3 separate regions of the Mus musculus genome follow, and all the other regions are linked to region 3. Evidence: chromatin loops called from intact Hi-C (ENCODE). Cell type or tissue: left cerebral cortex. All regions are shown on one strand.

Region 1 (2,500 bases), 78 kb before region 3:
AGATGAGGACCTGCATTCAGATCCCCAGAACTTCACAAAGAAAACTCAGGTGGTGGCCCAAGCCTAGAACCCCAGTGTGGAAGGCATACAACCAGTAGGATCCCTGAAGTGTATCAGCCAGCCAGCCTAGTTGAGTCTATGTGCTTCAACCCCAGTGAGATCAAGGTTACTGGTCTTTAGTATACCACCTGCCGACTGACTGATTCTATAGAAGTCACTTCTGCTTCTCTGAATAACCCTAACTAATGCTAGAGGAAATCTCAAGCATCCTAAACATCACGCCAGTGCCTGGTCTCTCAGCGCCAAGCTGCTCCTTGATCAAAGCACTGTGATAGCTAAGTAACCACCTAGTCACTTGTAAGGAATCGATCATTGATTAAGTTCATGGTTTGAAGAGCAAGAGACTGGGGTCAGGCCCTGCTTCCCCAAGGACAGTCCTTTGTCTCAGGACATGAAAGGACCCAGAAGAGAGAAAAAGAAGACCTTCCCTGTGAGAAGCTGTCATCCCACACATGGTTTAGCCTGACATCTTCCCACCCAGAGAGAAGCAAATGCCCCAGGCCTAAGTATGATACCAAGAGTGGTACTGGTTTGTTGAGGACAAGATTGTGGGGATTTAAATAGGAAATCTGGGCTGAGAATTTAGCACCCATGTGGACACCAAGTAAGGATTCACACCGAGACACCATCTGCTAGTGGAAGACTGTAGCCAACTTTCCAAGAGTGAACTGCCTCTTACTTTAAAAATGCACTGACCAAATTCACATCCTCTAATAAACTGATGTCCATAGAATGAGCTGGAAGATGAGCACACTAACAAGAAACCTGGCAGATTATTAACTACTGTGCCAGAACTACACTTGCTCTACAAGGGCATCTAATGTTATAAAATAAACATGGTGGATTTGAGGATGTTGAATTTTTGCTTATTTATTTCAATTTCTTTCTTATGTTTGATTATTTGGTATTGGTTTACAAGAGTACATTATTTTTATATGGCCCTATGTTATTGATATACCATCTCAATAGGTATATATGTTCTGCTTCCATTAATACAAGAACTCCAACTAGTCTTAAAGCAGTATAAATATTTATAGTAGGGAAAACAAGGTCTTCTCCAGTCTTCATCCTAAGATGAACAGCAGCCTAGCATCCAATTCCATGTTCTTAAAAATCAATCCTATTATTACACACACACACCCAAGAACTGCATGAGGCCTTATCTATAGAGTGCAGAAGAAATAACATCCCACAACAAGCTTTCATGTGAAATTGTCCCCTGCCAGCTGTGTGTTGATTCTGGGAAAAGTCATTGAATCCTTGTCAACCTCTCTGAATTTGTTTAATTTTTCAAATGGGTAAAACACAAACATACACACACACACACACTCCCACCTCTTGCCTCATGTTACAATGAATTCATACAAAGAAGAGAGCTGTGGGGCAGTCAGAAGCAGCCTGGATATCTCCCAGAGCTTTGGCTTTCTCCACTCATGTCTGCTTCCTGGTGTGCATAAGCAAACTTCTCCCAGCATGCTGTGCGTGCACCAAAGCCATTCATTGGAAACACAGTAATTAGCATTGCAGATAAAGTGACATCAGTGCACTGCTAATTACTGCCGTGCAGATGTACTGTTAGATTCAGTTACCATACATAACATTGTCAAGCCTTTATTTTTAAATTAAAGTGCAACAAACCATACCCTGGCTACACATATTTTTATGATTAATACAAATTAATGTTATTTCATTGTGTAGGGGAAGGTTAGAGATAAGGAGATGTTGCATCTAATTGTAATAACATAATGGTATATGTTATATATTCCCTCAGCTGCCTGCGCATTGGGAGCTTATATAAGCAAGGATGAGTTCTGTGAAGACAAAGACCATGCATTCTCCTTGTGGGATCCCAAGCTCCTAGCACAGCCAGTAATAAGTGACCCTTTTTGAACATGAATGAATAGATTGCTAATGAGTGGAGGTGTGGATGAAAATGAATGAATGAATGAATGAATGAATGAAGATTCAAATGTGTTTTAGAGGGGAATCTGGGAAATAGAGAACTAAAAGGCACAGTGATTTAGTTTTGAGTCTCCTGATTCTGTTTTGCTTTTTAGTCTTTAAGATGAGCTGTCTGTTCTCCATATCTAGTCCATAGAAGTCCAAAGAGAGAGGCAAGTGGAAAGATCACCTGAAAGCAGAGGTTTCATTACCATTATCATCTACCAGGTCCTGGAAAGGGAAGATGAGTGGAAGGGAGATGGGGGAGAACCCTTCTGCATCAGTGAGACATTGTGCAAGAGCCAAGAGAGAGAAAGGAAGAAAATGAAAATGTTTGATCCATATAAATATCATTTACTTAAACTTTGACATCCAGATCATTTTTAAGCTAAGCAATACTAAACAGACTTATGTCACTGCAGACCCTTCAACCCCACCCACCCGCAGAACTCTTTGTCTTGCAAAGTTGAAACTTTATGTCCACCAAATACTAACTTCC
Region 2 (2,500 bases), 110 kb after region 3:
CCTGGACAAAACATCATGACCAAGAAGCAAGTTGGGGAGGAAAGGGTTTATTCAGCTTACACTTCCACATTGATGTTGATCACCAAAGGAAGTCAGGACTGGAACTCAAGCAAGGCAGTAACATCCTTCCATGGCCTCTGCATCAGCTCCTACTTCCTGACCTGCTTGAGTCCCAGTCCTGACTTCCTTTGGTGATGAACAGCAATGTGGAAGTGTAAGCTGAATAAACCCTTTCCTCCCCAACTTGCTTCTTGGTCATGATGTTTTGTCCAGGAATAGAAACCCTGACTAAGACACTCAGAAAGACTGGATCAGAAAAACTCCAAGTAGCTGAAGATGGGGGGCGGGGTCCAACAACCCTCCTACCTGCCTAGCCTCACCCCCCTCTTCCATCCTGCTTGTGTCCTCTCCTATCTTTTGCAGTTAATGTGTAAAGTGTCTCCTGTGTCTGTGAGCCACAAGAAAGTTACTTGAGCCTCAAGAAAGGGTCATAGGAGCTACACAACTTATACCCAAATCAGAATACGGGGCTAGAACACGTATCTTATACATTATTTCATTTAAACTAAATTTCATATTTCCTATATGATATACAGTAGGCAAAAAAAAAAAAAATAGTCTCCTGGCCCCAGGTGAAGACACTATTAATGCACTATCTTCTGCATCTTCCTGTTTGACTATTATTTCTTTGTGTCTTCCTCCAGCTTATAAATCTAATGCATATTCATCATAGAAAATTTATCAAAATCAGAAGTATAAAGCAGAAAGCAAAAAAGAAAAGTCAGAAATCCTAGTTTCAACCAATCATTACATTGTCTCCACTTCCAGTTTGGTTTGTTCTCTGTGTTTTTCATTTACTGATAGGTAGTTTGCTTACATTTCTTAATGATTACATAATCTTTCATCACACCAATGTGCCATAACTTATTTAACCACGATCCTCACAGTATGGGTTAAGGAGTTTTCCAGATTTATACCACAGTTAGTCAAGTTGCAAGGGAACACCTCGTGTTAAGCCGACAGCTTTCTGCATTCCAAATTCCCTTCCTAGAATAAATTGTTATAAACAGAACTGCTGTGTCAAGCAATGTGATTATTTTTAAAGCTCTTGATACATTTGTCCAAACTGCTTCTTGGAAAAAATTTTTTTTTACCAAAAGAAGCCACATTATTTATGAAAGCAGACAAAACACCCATGCCTGGTGACAACAGTTTAGAAGTAAGAGGGACAGTAGTGTTTCCAAAGTTGGTCATTTTCAATATGATACTTTTGTTTCTGATTACTTCTGGTCCAACAACCTAATGTTTCCAACAGATCCTAAGTGGGAGATAACTGAAGTTTTAAAAGTTATGAGTCATCTCACACCTTCTGTCTTAGGGTTTTAACGTTGTGAAGAGACACCCTGACCGAGGCAACTTTTATAAAGAAAACATTTAATTGGGGGTGGTTACAGTTTTGGAGGTTCAGTCCGTTATCATCAAGGTGGGAAACAGGGCAGTGACCAGGCAGACATGGTGCTAGAAGAGCTGAGAGTTCTACATCTTAATCCAAAGGAAGCCAGGAGGAGACTCTGGCTCCACATTGGGCAGAGCTTGAGCATAGAAAACCTGAAAACCCACCCCCACACTTCCTCCAACAAGGCCACGCCTCCTCATAGGGTTCTCCCTGAGGGCCAAGCATTCAAGCACAGGAGTCAATGGGCACCAAACCTACTCAAGCCACCACACCTTCCAAGTGATAAAAAGTCTGTATGCACTCTATGTGTCCAGATCGCTCCATAAATTACCATCAAGGCTTACTGCTCACATGCTGCTGCTGGAAGAGGACATTGATACTCAGGGAGATTGCTGCCCGAAGTTACCGACCCAGAAGGCCCCAGCTGAGTTAGCAGCTACATCTCAGTGCTTTGCCTCTGCACCCCAGCCACCCCTTCTTTGCCATACTCTATTTAATATGTAATGGAGATACCCTTTGTTTCTAAATACACTCTGGTATCTGCTGAGTCCTTCCTGCCTCTTGAAATCCAAGTGAGATCACCTAGCCGTTTGTATTCATCATCCAGGGAAGACATAAGAATGTCCAGGAAAGAATGGCACAGGCTGGGTGGCTTAACCAGCAGAACACACTCCTCACCGTTACAGAGATCGAAAGCCCGACATCAAGGTACCACCAGCGGAATCGGTTTCTCCTGTGGTCTCTCTTGTGGCCTGAGGATATCTTCTTCCTTAGTGTGTCCATACAACCCCAATATGGCTTCCTTTCCCCATCAGGAGGCTAATCCTATGGAGTAGATTCCCACTCTTTCAATCTTATTGAATATGAATTATCTCTTTAAGGTCCTATCTCCAATACAGTCACAGTCTAAAGTTGAGAGATCCGGACTGTAACACTTGACTGCTAAAGAAACAATTCAGTCTAGAAAAATCCCTCATCTTTCCTCAGTGTGAGGCAGGGCCTTGGGGAAGGGGAAGTGATTGGAGAAACAGTTCTGTTTTCACT
Region 3 (2,500 bases):
TTGCAGGATGTGGCTAGTTCTAGGGAATTTTGTTTTGTTTGCCTCTAAGAGGTGAGTATGGGCTGACAGTGGTGAGAGGAGACAGAAGGCAAGAAAGCCAAATTATTTTCGCCATCCTTCAGGGAACTCTGTCACTTAGATGCCTTACTTAACATCTCCCAGCCTCAGTTTCCTTCTCTGTAAATGAAAGGTAGTGATAAGGTTCTCATACATGGGCTTTTGTGAGGATTAAGTGAAATTGTTTATGGGATGTGACTGGCCCAGTCTTGGCTCACAGAGCTGGCTCCATAATATTGGGTAGTGTTGTTGTTGTTGTTGTTGTTGTTGCCATTGTTGCTGCTGCTGCAGATGATGATGATGATGATGATGACGCTTCACTGTGGATCTGAAATCAGTTCTCAGGGACTTGTGGGGAATATAGGCAGGACAGAGCCAGAGAAAAGCACGGTAGAATAGAGCTCAGAGATCCTTCAATCTCTTCACCAGCACTTAGCAAGAGAAATGGCTCCTCAAAGTTCACACATTTTGACTGGTGTCCCAAACATTCAGGAAGAAAAGGAAATGTGGTCTAGAATGACCCAAAGATTCTCAGCATTCCCTGGTAAATCAGAAATGCATAACCATGTCCCCTCCCTAGCTTCAGGATCCACACCTGTGTCATGGGAAGGACGATGTCTGCCTGAACATCAGTTGTGAGAAATGGATGAGATGACATCTGGAGAGTATTTGGGACCCCACTAGCCCATGGGGAATTCTTAAGACTTGGGATCCATTATAATTTCCCTAAGTAGAAGATGAGATGTGGGGATACAGGGTGGAGAGGGGCATATCAGATGAAAGGCCAATCGCAACAAAGTCTCAAGCTACCAAGCGACTGTGCTTGGGAAGAGGAGACTTGTGTTCAAGTCTAGAAGTCACTGTTTAACAGCTAAGTCAATATGGGTCCTTTGTTTCTTCTCTTGTTTGGTATATGCTTCAAAGCGTTCTGGCCTAATTCTCAGCAGGGTTATTGTGTGGGTCTAAGGAGGGAGTTTCTGAAGAAACCTCATAATTACAAGGCCCTCGAGTATGAGCTGTTTTATCCATCAAGTGCCTAGAACTGCTTGAGGCCAAGGCTGGTTCCCCATGTTGACTGCCATTTCCCAACACAGTGCTTGGTTCAGAAGGAATGTTGCTTCTTCTCTATGGGTGAAAACCACACAGTGCCTTCCCACCTTGGGAACGCCCCATACTGACTATAGGAAGGAGAGAGACCCTTGCTGCCGACCCTACCCATTCACTGGTCAACCCTGTTCTGGTAGAAACAGCCTTCTCCTTGGTAAATGACAGTAGTCCCAAGGCAGAGCCATGACATTTGGGGAAAGCCCTTGCTGAATGCTTGGGTCTCAATCACAGGACTAGGATGAAAAGACAACACATTGTGATCTTCCCCCAGAGAGATTAGGCCCAGTGGTTTCCAAGTAACACCACAGAGCTGTTTCGTGCTCACAGACAGGCTTGGAAGGATGCTGAAGTCTTAATATAGACTGTCCACACGCCTCTTCCCAAATGCTGTCAGCAAAATGCTATCTCCACTCCTCTCCCAGGGTGTATTCTGGGAGCCTGAGACAAGGGCACCATCTGGAGTTCCCTGAAGGATGGCGAAAATAATTTGGCTTTCTTGCCTTCTGTCTCCTCTCACCACTGTCAGCCCATACTCACCTCTTAGAGGCAAACAAAACAAAATTCACTGAAACTAGCCACACTCTGCAATGAGCAGGCATCGATGATAATCAGAATACAAGGGGGTGCAGCTGGAAGGACCTCCCCCATCTAAGGCCATTTGGCTTGACTCCATATGAAAATGCAGAGCACAGACGTGCATCCTGAGAGCTCTGTGGTTCCTATAATCTACAGATATGGAAACTAATGAACTGTTCCTGCTGCACAACACCACACACACACACTCACACACACACACACAAACACATACAATCACACATACACTCACACACTCACACACACACACAAACTCACATACAATCACACATACACATACACCACACACACACACCACCACCACCACCACACTGACACATACACATGCAAATATCACACCACACACATACACACACACATACACACAAACCACACATACACTGATAATACACATCACACACACACATACTCATACACTCATAACACACACAGACACACACAAACCACATACACATTCACTCACACATATACACACACATACACCACACACTTACACACACAGTCTCATATACATACTCATAACACACATGCACTTGCTCACAAACATAAACCACATATATGCACATTCAGTTACACACACATACATACACTCACACAGACTCATATCACACCCCACACAAAAACCACACACATATACACGGTCACACATACTCACACATGCACGCACACATACAGACATACACATATACACACACACACACACAAACACACACACACATACACATATACACACATACCTACA

Evidence for each region. A loop is a pair of places that touch in the nucleus more often than their neighbours do. Peaks named below come from ENCODE experiments on the same cell type or tissue, not always from the same donor. Only the 100,000 strongest peaks of a DNase experiment are listed, where the experiment ranks them.
Region 1: a loop joins it to region 3, with 10 times the contacts of the local background. A loop is called at or near these places in 3 of 42 quality-filtered maps.
Region 2: a loop joins it to region 3, with 2.8 times the contacts of the local background. A loop is called at or near these places in 2 of 42 quality-filtered maps.

What each region holds. Positions count from the first base shown.
Region 1 is chr11:93,486,550-93,489,049 of GRCm38, forward strand. The region is part of intron 4 of Car10 (carbonic anhydrase 10); the gene reads left to right. Among named protein-coding and RNA genes, the nearest start is that of Gm24856, 74 kb to the left of the region's middle. In left cerebral cortex, no CTCF peak of the experiment used is centred here; DNase peaks (open chromatin) are centred at 645 and 1,560; H3K27ac peaks cover 711 bases.
Region 2 is chr11:93,671,205-93,673,704 of GRCm38, forward strand. No RefSeq gene overlaps it. Among named protein-coding and RNA genes, the nearest start is that of Gm35148, 140 kb to the right of the region's middle. In left cerebral cortex, no CTCF peak of the experiment used is centred here; DNase peaks (open chromatin) are centred at 1,030 and 1,699; H3K27ac peaks cover 814 bases.
Region 3 is chr11:93,564,392-93,566,891 of GRCm38, forward strand. The region is part of intron 5 of Car10 (carbonic anhydrase 10); the gene reads left to right. Among named protein-coding and RNA genes, the nearest start is that of Gm24856, 150 kb to the left of the region's middle. In left cerebral cortex, a CTCF peak has its summit at 1,544; a DNase peak (open chromatin) is centred at 1,544; H3K27ac peaks cover 1,973 bases.